Linked DNA regions of Homo sapiens: regions 1, 2, 4 and 5 are each linked to region 3. Evidence: chromatin contacts called from ENCODE Hi-C or POLR2A ChIA-PET data. All regions are on one chromosome and are shown on one strand. Each heading gives the region's core, a stretch centred on a gene start or an enhancer-like site at or near the end of the contact. The rest is flanking DNA. Distances are from core to core; before and after follow the strand shown.

The links. A loop is a pair of places that touch in the nucleus more often than their neighbours do. ChIA-PET counts read pairs that join two places held with the same protein, here RNA polymerase II (POLR2A). Pooled maps may share reads with other maps.
Region 1: a pooled map shows a loop between it and region 3 (18-fold over the local background). The contact joins the promoter of FAM110A here to the promoter of NOP56 in region 3. A Hi-C loop is called at or near these places in 2 of 168 maps with a recorded cell type or tissue (CD8-positive, alpha-beta T cell and OCI-LY7), 1 of 37 single-sample maps with no recorded cell type and 9 of 50 pooled maps. POLR2A ChIA-PET finds 5 or more read pairs at or near these places in 1 of 52 experiments (activated B cell).
Region 2: a map of tibial artery shows a loop between it and region 3 (11-fold over the local background). The contact joins the promoter of NSFL1C here to the promoter of NOP56 in region 3. A Hi-C loop is called at or near these places in 3 of 168 maps with a recorded cell type or tissue (CD8-positive, alpha-beta T cell, ascending aorta and tibial artery) and 13 of 50 pooled maps.
Region 4: a pooled map shows a loop between it and region 3 (7-fold over the local background). The contact joins the promoter of ADISSP here to the promoter of NOP56 in region 3. A Hi-C loop is called at or near these places in 1 of 37 single-sample maps with no recorded cell type and 8 of 50 pooled maps. POLR2A ChIA-PET finds 5 or more read pairs at or near these places in 3 of 52 experiments (activated B cell, activated CD4-positive, alpha-beta T cell and activated T-cell).
Region 5: a loop to region 3 is called in a pooled map, with 14 times the contacts of the local background. The contact joins the promoter of PSMF1 here to the promoter of NOP56 in region 3. A Hi-C loop is called at or near these places in 1 of 37 single-sample maps with no recorded cell type and 9 of 50 pooled maps. POLR2A ChIA-PET finds 5 or more read pairs at or near these places in 1 of 52 experiments (MCF 10A).

Annotation. Positions count from the first base shown.
Region 1 is chr20:832,338-835,037 of GRCh38, reverse strand. FAM110A (family with sequence similarity 110 member A) reads right to left here and starts at 1,323. Exons shown (of 2, transcript NM_001042353.3): 1 at 1,087-1,323. RefSeq lists a silencer at 923-1,072.
Region 2 is chr20:1,465,514-1,468,213 of GRCh38, reverse strand. It overlaps NSFL1C (NSFL1 cofactor), which reads left to right and starts at 1,365. Exons shown (of 9, transcript NM_016143.5): 1 at 1,365-1,494. The coding sequence starts at 1,390. RefSeq lists a silencer at 1,071-1,340 and an enhancer at 1,635-2,136.
Region 3 is chr20:2,651,338-2,654,037 of GRCh38, reverse strand. It overlaps NOP56 (NOP56 ribonucleoprotein), which reads right to left and starts at 1,406. Exons shown (of 12, transcript NM_006392.4): 1 at 1,375-1,406; 2 at 1,107-1,196; 3 at 645-759. The coding sequence starts at 1,377. MIR1292 (microRNA 1292) reads right to left here and starts at 1,261; the gene lies at 1,196-1,261. It overlaps LOC105372505 (a long non-coding RNA gene), which reads left to right and starts at 1,574. Exons shown (of 5, transcript XR_007067502.1): 1 at 1,574-1,678. RefSeq lists an enhancer at 693-782 and a silencer at 1,283-1,922.
Region 4 is chr20:3,766,398-3,769,097 of GRCh38, reverse strand. ADISSP (adipose secreted signaling protein) reads left to right here and starts at 1,345. Exons shown (of 6, transcript NM_001258429.2): 1 at 1,345-1,435. RefSeq lists enhancers at 11-60, 722-1,308, 1,436-2,200 and a silencer at 1,211-1,450.
Region 5 is chr20:1,117,240-1,119,939 of GRCh38, reverse strand. PSMF1 (proteasome inhibitor subunit 1) reads right to left here and starts at 1,338. Exons shown (of 7, transcript NM_006814.5): 1 at 1,038-1,338. The coding sequence starts at 1,166. LOC105372493 (a long non-coding RNA gene) reads left to right here and starts at 1,492. Exons shown (of 2, transcript NR_136535.1): 1 at 1,492-1,556; 2 at 1,952-2,088. RefSeq lists enhancers at 1,066-1,195, 1,236-1,425, 1,436-1,485, 1,496-1,545, 945-1,587.

The sequences.
Region 1 (2,700 bases), core at 74-2,573, 1.8 Mb after region 3:
CTCAATTGCCTCAGCCCCTGCCTTGCATCACAGTGGGAGAAGATGATACATTTGCTAATAAGTAAAAAAACCAAAACATGCAAGAACCAGAGCAGGGCTTATGAAGTCAATAAATAATATTTGTTGAAAGAATAAAAGAAAGCCTTGTTTTCTTTCTGAGTCCTCGGAGATCCTGTCCCCCAAAGCCAGGGGCAGGCTCCAGAGGAGAGAGGATATGTAACTCCCTTATGAAGAGATTGAAGACTCTCAAAATGCATGATTCTGTGTGTCAAGGATTCTAAGATTGAAGCCAGAGGGACTAGGAGCTAACCACTGCATTGTCTGACTGTGACTTCGAAAAGGGGCTTAACTTCTTAGAACCTCCGTTTCCCCACCTACAAAAGGAGACTGACAATAGCAACCTAGGGGGCAGGGGGTGTCCCCAGGAGACACAGCAGGGTCTGGCCTAGGTCAGCTGCTCCACCTGGGGGGATTCCGGCCCCACTCCCAATTCCAAAGTCTCTGGTGACTAGTGGCTTTGGTTTAGGGACTGGCTCTATTCCCTTCCCCAAACTGGGGATGATTCCCAAGAGGCCAGCAGCGGCTCTGGGGGCTGGAGAATCTGCTGCCCCTGCATCCAGCCCAGAAATGTCAGTCCCGTCCGATCCCCAAAGAGTGGTCCTCTGTCCCCGTAGACAGAAAGGCGCCAAATGAGCCGAGTCCAACCCCGGACTGCGGAGAAGGAAAGACAGACGCCCAAAGGGGGTATCCCGAGGACAGTGTGGGGCGCGGGGATATGTGATCCAGCCAGGGGTCTACAGGTCCCTGCCGATAAAACGCTGGGAAAATGACTACCAGTTGCCCGTCTGGGCCTCTCAAGGCAAGTCCAGATGTGACTAGACTAGGGGGCTGCGAGGTGGGGCAGAAAGACTTGAACTGGATTCTCCGCCAGAGCTCGCCGGGCCGGGACACTTGCCTCTCTGAGCCTCAGAGTCCTCATCTGTGAAATGACACGCAGGTACGACGCGGGGAGAAAGCAGACAGCAGACGCTCGGGGAACGGGGCCCCCAGACCCGGGGTCGCACCCGGACCCACCCGCGCCCTCACCTGGAGCCCGCGCTAGGCGTGTCCCGGCTCCTCTCGCGCAGGCTTTGGAGAGGCTGACAGCTCGGACCCGGGCCGGTAGTGGCCGCTCCCAACGACGCCCAGGAGGCCCCAGCCCCGCGTGGGCACCTTTGGGGTCCCCTTTGGAGCTGCCCTCCGCGGTCGAGCTGAGCGGGTGGCCCTCACTGTCGAAGGCCCCCACCGCAGGGAAAGTCCCTGGGGCGCCGTGGAAGGGGAAGTGAGCACGCCGCCCCCCTTCACACCAGAATGGTTCGCCCCGGACTTCCTGATTGGTTCCTCGCTTCCGTTCGAACGGCGCGCCGCCAGGGTTGCCAGGCGACCGCTTAGCTTCCCCCGCCCGAAGGAGAGGCGCTGCTCAGCAGCTCCGCCCGCTCCTCCCAGCCGGCCCCACCTTCTTCCTGCCGCCGCTTCAGCCCCGGCGCCTGGTTCTTTCCCTTCCTCCTCCTCCCTCCCGCGGCCAGCTGGGACTTCCTCTAGGACCCCAGCTGGAAGAGCTCCAGTTAGAGGGCCCTGGCTGGTTCCTAGTCCTGACTTTGACGCTAACTCCCTATGTGACCCGGTGCAAGCCCCTTCCTTTCTCTGTTCTCCTAACTGCATGATGATGAGTGAGTTAATTTTAAAATGTGCATACCCAGCAGTCCCGAAATTTACAAAGGAAATGACCAAAGATATGAGCAAAGATTAATATTGCTCAGCCTTATTCATCATAGCAAAATAATGGAAACAACTTCAATGCCTCTTGAAAGGGATTGGTTATATAATTCCATCCTGTGGAGGAGCTAACTTAATTGAGCTTTTTGCATGCCGGGTAGCTTTACAGAACAAGTCTTGTCAAGGCTTATGACATAACCCTCTAAAAGTACTTTTAATTATTAACACTTTATTTATTTCTTTATCTTTTTCTTTTCTTTTTTTTTTTTTTTTTTTGAGATGGAGTCTCACTCTGTCGCCCAGGCTGGAGTGCAGTGGCAGGATCTCAGCTCACAGCAGCCTCAATCTCCTGGGGTCAAGCAATCTTCCCACCTCAGCCTCCCAAGTAGCTGGGACTACAGGTGTGCACCACCACACCCGGTATTTTCTGTATTTTTTGTAGGGATGGGGTTTTGCCATGTTGCCCAGACTGATCTTAAACTCCTGAGCTCTAGCAATTCTACCAACTCAGCCTCCCAAAGTACTAGGATTACAGGCATGAGCCACGCCACCTAGCCTAATTTTTCCCACTTTCTGATGAGGAATATTATGCAGCCATTAAAAGTGAAGTAGCTACCAGGAGCAGTGGCTCACACCTGTAATCCCAGCACTTTGGGAGGCTGAGGCGACCAGATCACCTGAAGTCAGGAGTTCAAGACCAGCCTGGCCAACGTGGTGAAACCTCGTCTCTACTAAAAATACAAAAATTAGCCAGGCGTGGTGCCACATGCCTGTAATCCCAGCTACTCAGGAGGCTGAGGCAGGAGAATAGATTGAACCTGGGATGTGGGGGATGCAGTAAGCTGAGATCATGCCACTGCACCCCAACCTGGGCAAGAGATCATCTCAAAAAGATAAAAATAAAAGTGAAGTAGCTAGAAGATATTTAAAGATAGGGGGAAATGC
Region 2 (2,700 bases), core at 116-2,615, 1.2 Mb after region 3:
AAGAATGAGCAGGGGCCGACAGAGGAAGAGGAAGGGAAGAGTGTCCCACGGTGGTGTTGGAAATTAAAGCTCGAAGTCTCAAGGAAAACCAGCACTGAAATAAAAGATTTTTCAGCAAAGCCAATTTACTTCTGCAGAAGGGTGCCACTCACACATCTGGTCTTCAGGAAAGCACACCGAACAAAAGAGAGAAGGGGTTTTTATCCCTAATGCGGTTAGTCGCTGCTTCTGTGTCCTGTTCCCATTGGCTGGGGCTGGACTGCGCAATCTAAGCTAATCCCGATTGGCTAGTTCAAATGGAGCAGAAATGTGGGCTACAGTGGTAGGGCAAGCGGTTTCGGCAGGAAGAAGAGTTTCCGCGGGAATGGCAATTGTAGCGAGGGTATCCAAGGGAACAGATGTGAGTTATAGATTAGGACCCGCGGGAAGGTTGTTTACCGTAACTAGGGGTAAGGAGGTACAAAGAACAAGGAAGTTAGGCTTTGAAAATAGAGAACAAAGAACAAGTAAGCTGAACAAGTAAGTTCCTCTTTGGAGAGGCAAGAGGGCAAAGAAGCTGAGGACCCAGAAGACAGGATTGTGCCTAAGAAAGTGGCCTTGGAGCAGAGGCCCAAAGAAAGCGGGGAGAGCGCCTTGCCCATCGGTAAGGGAAAGGTGCTCCAGGCACAGAAGCAGCTAATGCAACGGCCCTGAGGCAAATGCAAGATAACTGGCAAGTTCCAGGAACAGCAAGGAGGGCAAGGCGCCTGGAGCAGAGGAAGCTAGCGGATCCCTTGATGAGAGGGAGGAACTGGCCCATCTCTCATGGGTCCTGCAGGCAGGCCATGAGACTGTCTTTTATGCGGGGCGAGATAACGAGGCATGGACGTGTTGTGAGCGGAGGCCTAGCCTGTTCAAGGTCTGAATTTTTACCCCTAGAATGTAAGAAGCATGGGAGCAGGGACTTTGTTTTGCTCCCTGCCATATCCACAGCCCTAGAAAAACGTCGGGCCATTGATAGCTCTCAGTAAATGCTTGACAAGTAAGTGAATGAACGAATGCACAATTAATGAAATGAGGGCTGCGTCAATGAATAACTGGGAATCTGACTCCTGCAGGGAGCCTTCAGCCCACAGGTGTATGTAAGACCCGCCCCGCCTCTCATCCTTCGGGCTCCCACCCCCGCCGTTAGGCTGCGGTTCGCGCCGCGGTCGCCAGAGGGCGCGGAGCGGCGGGGCTTCCCGCACGGAGGGCTTTGCGTGAGGCACCGCGTGGGGCGGGGCTGCGGGCGGGCTCCCAGCTGCTGGGCCCTCATCGGCTGGGCCTCGTCGACCGGCAAGCGGAACGCGGCAGCGGGGCTGGGCCTGTGCGGCGGCCGCCGGAGCGCTTTGGAAGGCGCACGGGGCGAAGATGGCGGCGGAGCGACAGGAGGCGCTGAGGGAGTTCGTGGCGGTGACGGGCGCCGAGGAGGACCGGGCCCGCTTCTTTCTCGAGTCGGCCGGCTGGGACTTGCAGGTAGCGCCGCGCGGCGGGCTGTGTCGGGTGGGCCGGGGACTGCTGGGAGCGGGCGCCTGGTGCCTTAAGCCCGCGGCGGCCGAAGCGCACAGTCATCCCCGCTCTACCGCGGCCCGACCCAGGCCTCATGGTCCCGGGACCGCTTGTCACGCGTCGCCTGCTCGGCTTGGGAGTGGGGGAACGCGGGCCAGCCCCAGCCAGTTCTGCCGTGCCAGTTTCACCCTGCCTCGCCCGCTTGCGGCGTCAGCGAGACTTCGGGCGCTGCGGCAGCCGGCGAGGAGAGGGAGCGCCTGGGGGCGTGGCTGCCGCGCCGAGTATCTGCTGGAGGCCGGGCTGGTCCGAGTGAGCAGCTCTTGGGTGAAGCCCCACTCGGGACTAGGTGGCCGCTCATTTCCACTTCCGAAGTCCAGCCCGGGAGTTGACCGCCGCCCAGCCTTCCTAATTGCTGGGAGAATACCTCTGGGGTGGTGGCGCAAGGTTGGAGCTTCTTCACCTTGCGTAGTTAACTTATCTGTAAAATGGGAGTCTCGTGGAAATTGCTGTGTAGTTCATTGGCACGTACTGAGTATTCACTAAATACTTGCTAAGAAGACTTAAGCTTCACGAGGCAGGGATTTTTGTACACTGATGAATTCCCAGTGCCTGGAACAATGCCTGGCACATAATAAGCATTCGGTAATTAACTGTAGAAAGAATTGCATAAATATTCTTGGCCAGCTTCGTCTTAGGTAGATGATGACGGTGATGACTAATATTTATTGAGTACCTACCATGAGCCAAGCGCTGTTCTGACTGCTTTACATGTCTTTTGTCATTTAACCTTCGCATTTTGCAGCTGAGATTAAAGAGGTTAAGTAACTTGCTCAAGGCCTCACTAGCTACCAGGCAGAAGAGGTAGAAGTGGAACCCAGTTCTGTCTGATTGCAAGCAGACAGAGCCCAAGCTTTAAACCACCATGTGCCAAGCACTTTACATAATATGATTCGTTGGATCCTAGCAACACTATGAGGTAAAGACTAGACCCATTTTATGGATGAGGAATTGGAAGCACAGAGGGCAAAGAATTTGCTCAGGGTCACATAGCCAGTAAGTAGCGGGGTTGGAATTTGAACTGAGTCTGCTGCCAAACGTAAATTACTCCCCAAACATAAGAATTCGGTAAAGCATCACACCTAGATCACACCTAGACACAATGGGAAGCCCCTA
Region 3 (2,700 bases), core at 157-2,656:
GAACCAGACACTTGATTGTGTTTAGGCAAAACCTCAGGCACAAGTAGGTGTTAAGCCGACCCCCTTTAAGAAACCCCCCTTTGTCGGCCGGGCACCGTCGCTCGCGCCTGCAACCTCAGCACCTTGGGAGGTCGAGGCGGGCGGATCACGAGGTCAGGAGATGGAGACTAGCCTGGCCAACATGGTGAAACCCCGTCTCTACCAAAAATACAAAATTAGCCGGGTGTGGTGGCTGGCACAGGCCTGTAATCCCAGTTACTCGGGAGGCTGAGGCAGGAGAATCGCCTGAACCAGGGAGGCAGAGGTTGCAGTGAGCCCAGATCTTGCCACTGCACTCCAGCCTGGGGGACAGACTCCATCTCAAAAAAAATAAAAATAAAAAATAGTTTGTCACTACAGTGCCCACAAGGAAACGTTAACACACATTCCACATCGTCTGCTTAAACAGTTTGGTCTAGCACAGTTCCCAGACCTTGAGCTCTGTGAAGACAATTATTTCAAATTACACATTGTATGGCTCAAATACTGCCTCACGCCTATCAGACTCAGAGCCAGCCAAGGACGGCAAATACTATCACAAGCTGCCCGAGAGGATACCGAAAGGAACCACATCTCTCTGTGACACTTGGCGGTGGCCGACTTACCTTCAGACACGGCGTTGGCATTTTCCAAGGCAACCTGGGATGAGGCAAAGGGACAAAAGGCCACCAGACGAACGATGCTGTGGAATTTGCCCAGGTTGAGCACAGACTCCTCCACCTGGGGGGAGAAAGAGGCTAAGTGGTTTCCTTCCCTCCCTCCTGCCTCTGCGGCGCAGTCAAGCAGCGGTTCTCAGCCTTGGAAGCTCTTAAAATATGCTGATACCTGGGCCCCACATCCCAGCTTCTGCTTTAATCGTTCGGGGGCGGCGTCCGGGAGGCTTATTTCTAATTGCTAGAGCGATTCTACCCATGGGTCAAGGTAAAGACCCCCGGATCTAGAGCTTTCCAGGCCCGTCCCCCCGCCCCGAACCGCTCGGCCGGCCACGTGGGAGCGCGCTGTGCATGCTGGGACCCGCGCGATGAGGGTCTGCGGGGCCGCCAAAGGAGCCCACGGATCTCACCCACCTGCGGCTGCAGCAGACTGATCTCCTCCACTTCCTTCAGCGCCAGCAGCGCGTAGCCGACCGCGTGCTCAAACAGCACGTGCAACAGCACCTGGAACGGGAGCCGGGGCGCGAGCGTCAACGCAACCTCAGCGTCTGCCGGAACCCGTTCCCAGGGCAGGCGCAGGCGCAGGCGCAGGCCCAGGCCCAGGCCCAGGCCCTGTCTGCGGCCCGAACGCAGGCCGAAACCCCCACCGTCGCGTCGCCCGCGCCCCGCAACCACTCCTCACCATGGCGCCAGCTCCCGGGTTCGGCTCGCAATGCGGCTAGCGCGCTCCGGCGCGCGGAACCAGGCTCCAGAGGCCACGCCCCCGCCCCCCCGACCAATCGGAGGCCGGGGACGACACCATCTCCGGCCTTTGGAGGGGCCGCCCAGGGTGGTATCGCCCGGAGCGCGGGCTGGGTGGTGCCGAGCGCGGGCGAGCGGGCCTTTTCCGGCCTCTGCAGCTGCGCGGGCGGGCGTGGTTGCCGGGGACGCGCGGCCCCCGGTCGGGCACTGCAGGCGGCGAAACGACTTGGGAAGGCCCTTTCGGGGTAATAGTCCGGTTCCTGATGTTCTTGTCATATGAGTTACGGGCAGCAGAGCTGGGTGAAGTCGGGGCGGGAGGTCCGCGTGGGGCGCGGCGTCCATCCCAGACAGAGACCGCTGCCTAGCCGGCTTCCCGCTTCGTCCGTGGCCTCGGGCCCCAGACCCTGCGCCCCACGTCCCCGGGACCCAGGCGTTCCCGTCCCCTACTCGGGGACGAGCCTCCCCGGCGCCGGGTGGGCGGTGCATCCTTTCCTCCCACCCGTAACGGGAGCGGTGCCTGGCGCGCTCTGGCGCAGACCCTGCTGGGAATGTAGCTCGCGCAGTTTTCTTCGTACTATTAATTTATTTCTTTTTTTTGTTTTTGGTTTTTTTTTTTTAAATGACTGTAGCAGGCAGTAACGTGCGAAAGAAAGACGCTCCAGCGTCTTCCTAGGCCAGTTTCTTGTTGCTGTGCTGCACGGGACCCAGCTCCTTTTGCTGGGCCACGTGTTGCTCCTCCGCTTGGGCGGCCCTGAATTCTGGGCGCTGGTGATCGCTGAGTGAATCGCAGCTGCTTCCCTGTCCTTGAGGGCGTCTTTTGGGCACTCAGGCGACTCTTTAGAAATGAGTTTTGCTTTAATAATTAATATTAACGTTATAAATCCAAAACCTAGTTATACTTAAGTAGCGTATCCCCTGGTATGTTTTAAAGAGTCATTCGAAGGGGATTTTTAAAAATAATGTATAGCTATAAACTGCATTTATACATTTAATTGTTATTTTGTTAAGCGATTGAGTTACTTGACAAAATCCAAGTACATAGTTCACTCACAAATCTAATATGTCAAACCTAAATGTGGTTGGTAAATCTTACTCTCATAATTTCAATATGGTTTACAGATGTGGTTGAATTCTGTTACACATGTCTACTTACGAGTCAGAATCGTTATTCCATTTAATATTTTAAAATGGAATTGCCAAGTTAATCCATACATTAGCATGTTAAATTATTTTAACCGTCGTGAATACATCAAAATAGACGATTCCA
Region 4 (2,700 bases), core at 96-2,595, 1.1 Mb before region 3:
GCCCACCGTCTGCCAACTTTAGACTTTCAAGACAAGGTCTAAAGGTAGTGTGGTGGGAGTGGGTAGAGTGGGCAGGAGTGGATGGGCTGAGATCAGAATGTGAAAAGCTCTCAATGTAAGCGCTGTCTCTCAAACGCGAGGGCACATGAGTCACCCAAAGTGCTGCTGAAGTTTGTGAAGCGCTACTGGAGGCAGTCCCAGAGGGCTTTGGAGCAGGAGAGGGACGCGATGAAAACAAGAGCTCAGAAAGATTAATTTGCCAACAGTGTGCAGACTGGAGATCAGCAGACAGGTTATGGGCCACAGGGTGGCAGACTTGAGGGCTCCTTTAAGGCAGCGACCCCGGCCCTGCTGAAGGGAGGCTGGCCTTCGGCCGCCCAGGCCGTCTCTCTAGTTCCGTTGGAAGCAAGGCGCTGCGTGCTCCGGACGGCTTACTGAGGGCACTTTGGGGAATCCGTCCCCACGGGCGAAGTATAGGTGGGGTGTTCGCGAACCGGCGGGCGGAGAGCACCGGCAAGAACCCCCGCAGACCGGAGGGCCACGCCTCTCGCTCCTCGGCTCATTGCAGGCGCCCACATCCCACCCCGCGGTGCTGAGCGAGGCGCATCTCGCTGCCATGGCGACCGCCTCCATGGAGACCGGGAGCAGAGGCTGCGGTCCCCGGGGGCGCGTCACAGGCTCTCCCAGCCCCCAGCCCGCGTGCCTTCTTTGTTCTGATGCTTCTCCAGGCCGGGCCAGGCACCCGGGACGCGTCTCGGGCCCGCACGGGGGTTGCTTCTTTCGAGACAGGGGATGGGGTGGAAGGGGAAGAGGTCCAAACCCTGGGGTCGAAACAGGAGTGATGGAGGGTTCCTCAGCTCCTGAACGAGACCAACACGGCCCGTATCGATGGCCGAAGCCGGCGTGGAAGCCCAGGGAGAAAGGCCACCTTCGGGAGCTCCACCCAGCCCCGAGACGCGCCCGACAGCCCTCCCGAGAGCGAAGGGCCCAAGGGAGGTGCGTCCTAAGCAAGGTTCAAGGCTAGAGGCGCTATCCCCCAGGCGGAAGAAGGAGCGGGGGCGGGGCCTATCCGAGGCCCTCCTTCTCCCTCTTCGAGTGGTCGGTTCTGGCCCCTGGCCTAGTTGGGCCGCCTGCCCGTCTTCCTCGCGAGAGCTCGCCCGGCAGGCGCGGACTAGCAGGGCGCTGCCTCGGCGACCCTGGCACGTGACGTAGGCGGCCCTCGCCAGTTGGCCGTTCTTTGGAGCCCGCTCATTGGTCCGGAGCGTCCCTCGCCCCACCCTCCCAGATCAACCAATGGGCGGAGGCGGGGGCGTGCCGACGGGAGGGCGGCCGCGGCGCGGGGCTCCCTTCCTCGTGCTCGGCGTTGAGCTCCTGCAGCCGCCGCCGCTGCAGTGGTCGTCCCTGCCCTCCCCGGCCCCGGGGTGCACCCCGCAAGGTGAGGCCACCCCTCTGCTCCCTGCCTCCCGGTTCCTTCCCGTTCGCCGAGGTCCCCTCCCGGTCCCGGCCCTGTCCTGAGCAGTCAGTGCCTGGGACCCCAGCGGCCGTGATGGCAGGGCTGGGGTGGGGGGCTCCGCTGTCGGGGCCGGGCCTGGAGGACTCCCCAGCACCTGAACTAGAGTGATGTCAGGTTCCCGGGGCGCAGTGACCGTTAGCTGGTGCAGCTGGGGTGTTTTCCGCGAAGCGATTGTCCGGGGGCATGAGTGCGGTAGTGAGGGCGGGGGCGTAATGGGGTCAGCGCCCCCTCCTCCCCACGACCCTGTTCATTGCCGCTGCCTCGCTGCATGACCTTGGACCAGTAGCATCTCTGAGCCTCCGAGCCTCAGCACCCTCAGGAAGGAGGGCAGTGATGTCTGGGAGTGCGGGCTCCGGAGACTCCTGCGTCAGCCGAGGTGAGTGAAGGTGGGGAGTGCACAGGATTATCTCCGAGGGACAGAGCCGCCGCCTCGCAGCTCAGGATGGATTGGATGGGGGGGATGTCCGATTACATTTCCCCCCTCCCCCTGAGATGACAAGAATGGGGTGTGGCGGGGGTGCCACACCCACAGGGATGGCTGCCGGAGAGGATAAAGGGTCCTACACCTGGACCCTTGGGGCCTCGGGGGCTTGGGCTGCACCTCCCTCCCGGTGGTATGAAGGAGGAGGGACTGGATTTAGGTTCTGGACCCGTGTTTCCATTAGTAAGCAGGGACTGAGAAAGGGAAGTCTCCGCTTGCCTTTCTTCTTGAATCTTGGCACTGGAAAGTGGAGGTAGGGCATTTTTCTGCTCCGGGGAGTTGAAGAAAGTCGGGGCAGCACCCCATCCCTCTCCCATTCTGGTCTTTTGTGGAGGGAAAATGTAGCTGGATATCCCCCCACATTCTATCCATCCTGAGCTACGAGGCAGCAGCCCTGTCCCTGGGAGATAATCCTGTGTGCTCCCACCCTCACCTTGGCTGACCCCCTGGATCCAGCCTGGCCTCTGCTTCTTGGGACCTCTGGATCACAGGCCCAGGGCAGGGCCTAGGTGGGGCATGCTATCTGGAGGCTAAGCACCCACTAGCTGAGGGCAAAGTGGGGAGAATGCTGGGCAGAGGAGGGCAGCACTTGTTGGGGAGGCAGGAAGGTGTGGGTGGTGAGGGTCCCTTCTCCATATTCCCCCACCCCCACCCCCAGCACCTCACTGTTAGAAGGAGAGAGAACAGCCATACTTATCTTTGCACC
Region 5 (2,700 bases), core at 89-2,588, 1.5 Mb after region 3:
CTGAAGCAGTCAAAAAGGAGAGGAAGGGTGAAATCTCATGGCAAGATGCAATAGGTGGGGTGGTCTGTTTCCCATGGCTAGTCTTGGTTCTGAGAGTGAGAGAACAGTGACAGTGAGGGGCAGGCATGGAGGCAGGCCCACTTCTCCCAGGAAGCAGATGTCTAGGATGATGTGGATGTTGGGGATGAGGGTCACAGGGAAGAGACAGGAAAGAAAGAAGAATGCCAGAGCAAAGAATTAGTGAGGTGGGTTGGGTCCAGCAGTCCTAGAACTCTGTGGGGATGACAACGACGTCCCTAGCTGTAAGAGGTGGAGCCTGGGGATGGGAGAAGAGGGGCTGGCCCTATGGGGACAACTATGAGGAGAAAATCTTATATGACCCTCACACCCAGGGTGTATGTGTGTACGACTCTGGGGGTGATTGCTTCCTAGAGCTTGAGTTGGGGATGGCAGTAGCGAGTGGACTATGCTGGGCCCTTCAGTAAAGGGTGAAAGGCGTGTGAACTCTCTGGGCCCATGCTAACGGGTGAAAAAAGGGCCCTGGCCTGGGGCTGAGTAGGTCAAAGCTCACTCCTGTACCTGTGCTTGGATCCAGATGTTTGGTGGAGGCTCTACTGTGGTATGAGGGCGGAACTGAGTCAGTCCCCTCACCCCGAGGCTGGGTGGTAAGGAGTTCAGACGGGATCAGGTGGGTGAGAAGTGCTCTGGGGAGCTAAACTCCTGTCTAGATTCTTTGCCATTCTATGGAATGCTAGATCCACACAGTCCTGGCCTGAGAGGCTGCCAGGCTGTGTTGAAGCGAGTGTCCGCCCTTGAGTTTACAAATCATGTTGTGCCAGCTGTGCCGTGAGGGACTCTGGGCTGGGATGGGGCAGGTGAGCAACCTCCGACCCGCAGGTTTTACCAACGCTGCCATCTGCCCCAGACCCTGCACTGGGAGAAGCGGGGAAATCGGGCGCTCTGGACCAGGCCTCCGGTACTCTGAGTTTGGGCAGAAGACAGTTCCCTCCTCCACCCTGGCCGGCTCCGTGGCGTACCTGGTCACCGACACCCAAGCCGAAGTAACCGTGTGTCACCACTTCCCAATGCAAGAAGCAGACGAGCGCGTCCTGCCTGCAGGTGATGGCCGGCGCTGCCGATGCGAACAGTACCTCCAGGCCCGCCATGAGCGCCCGCGACTTCGGCGTCTGGAGGAAAGAAGGGGGCGGGGGTAGTGCAGTGAGCCGGCTCCGCGGCCGGGGTAGCTATAACTCTGCTTCCCTCTTGCGCTGGTTCTTGCCGAGTCCACACCTGAGACCAAAATGGAGACGCCCGGGGACGGGGCGGGGCGGGGAAGCCGGAAGTAGTCCCAACAGCGGGCGCAACTGCGTGAGGCGCGCCGGGTTGGCAACGCGAGCGCAGCACTGAAAGGTTCCGCCAGGGAGTGCGAGCGGGGCGTGGCCCCTCAAAGCCGGAAGCCGGGTCTTGGCGGCAGTCGACAGGATCGCCTGACGCGGGCACAGCGTCCTCCAAGAGGCCACCTTGCTGAGAGGCAGACTTCCCATCCACAAAATGGGGTATGCTAGGCCGGGGAAGGGGCTGGGAAATGTGGCTAAAATACATTCTTAATAATCGTTAACACGTTCGCCGTGCTTGCTACCGTCCACATTATTCTAAACGCTTTACTTGTATTCATTTATTTAATCTTCACAACCCAACTCTATGCAGTTGATATTAACGATTAATGTGCCTCATTGCACAGATGAGGAAACTGAGGCGCAGAGGGATAATTTGACCAAGATGACAACAGCCAGCCGGTGAACGGCTGAAATGGTTATGGGAACCTGGCAGTCTGGCTTCTAAGATAACATTTATTAAGTGTTTATTGTGTGCTACATCGTGCGCTAAAACCTTTACATCACCCTCTCAACAACTCTATGAAGTATGGACCGTTATTATCCCCATTTTGCAGATGACAAAACGGCTCAGAGTTGAAACCACTTCTCCAAGGAGACACAACTGCTGCCCGCAGAGCTGAAGCTCCTGACCCACTATCAAATTTCAATCATTTATTTGCCTACCCCCTTTATGATTTTTACCACCCGTTACTTCAACAAGTTTCATGAAATCCACTTATTGTTTTTACCCAAATAAATTTAGTTTCCCCATCCCAGTCACTAACCTGGTTCAAGCTCCTGTCATCTTTCACTTGGATGCCTGGCATCAGCCTCAGAACTGCCCCATTCCATTCCTGTCTCTCTCTAGTCTGTACTGCACTCCGCAACCAGAGAGATTCTGTTAGAAAACAAGTCAGATCGGCCAGGTGTGGCGGCTCATGCCTGTAATCCCAGCACTTTGTGAGGCCGAGGCAGGCGGATCACTTGAGGTCAGGAGTTTGAGACCAGCCTGGCCAACATGGTGAAACCCTGTCTCTACTAAAAATACAAAAATTAGCTGGGTGTGGTGGCGCACGCCTTTAGTCCCAGGTACTCGGGAGGCTGAGGCATGAGAATCAATCGAACCCGGGAGGTGGAGGTGGAGGTTGCAGTGAGCCAAGATCGCACCATTGCACTTCAGCCTGGGCAACAGAGCGATCTTCTGTCTCAAAAAAGAAAAAAAAAAAAAAAGAAAAGTCAGATCACATCCGTTGGCTCAAAATCGTCACACTCAATGGAAAAGTAAAGTCCTCCCCATGGTCTGCAGGAATCTGCATGTGGTCTG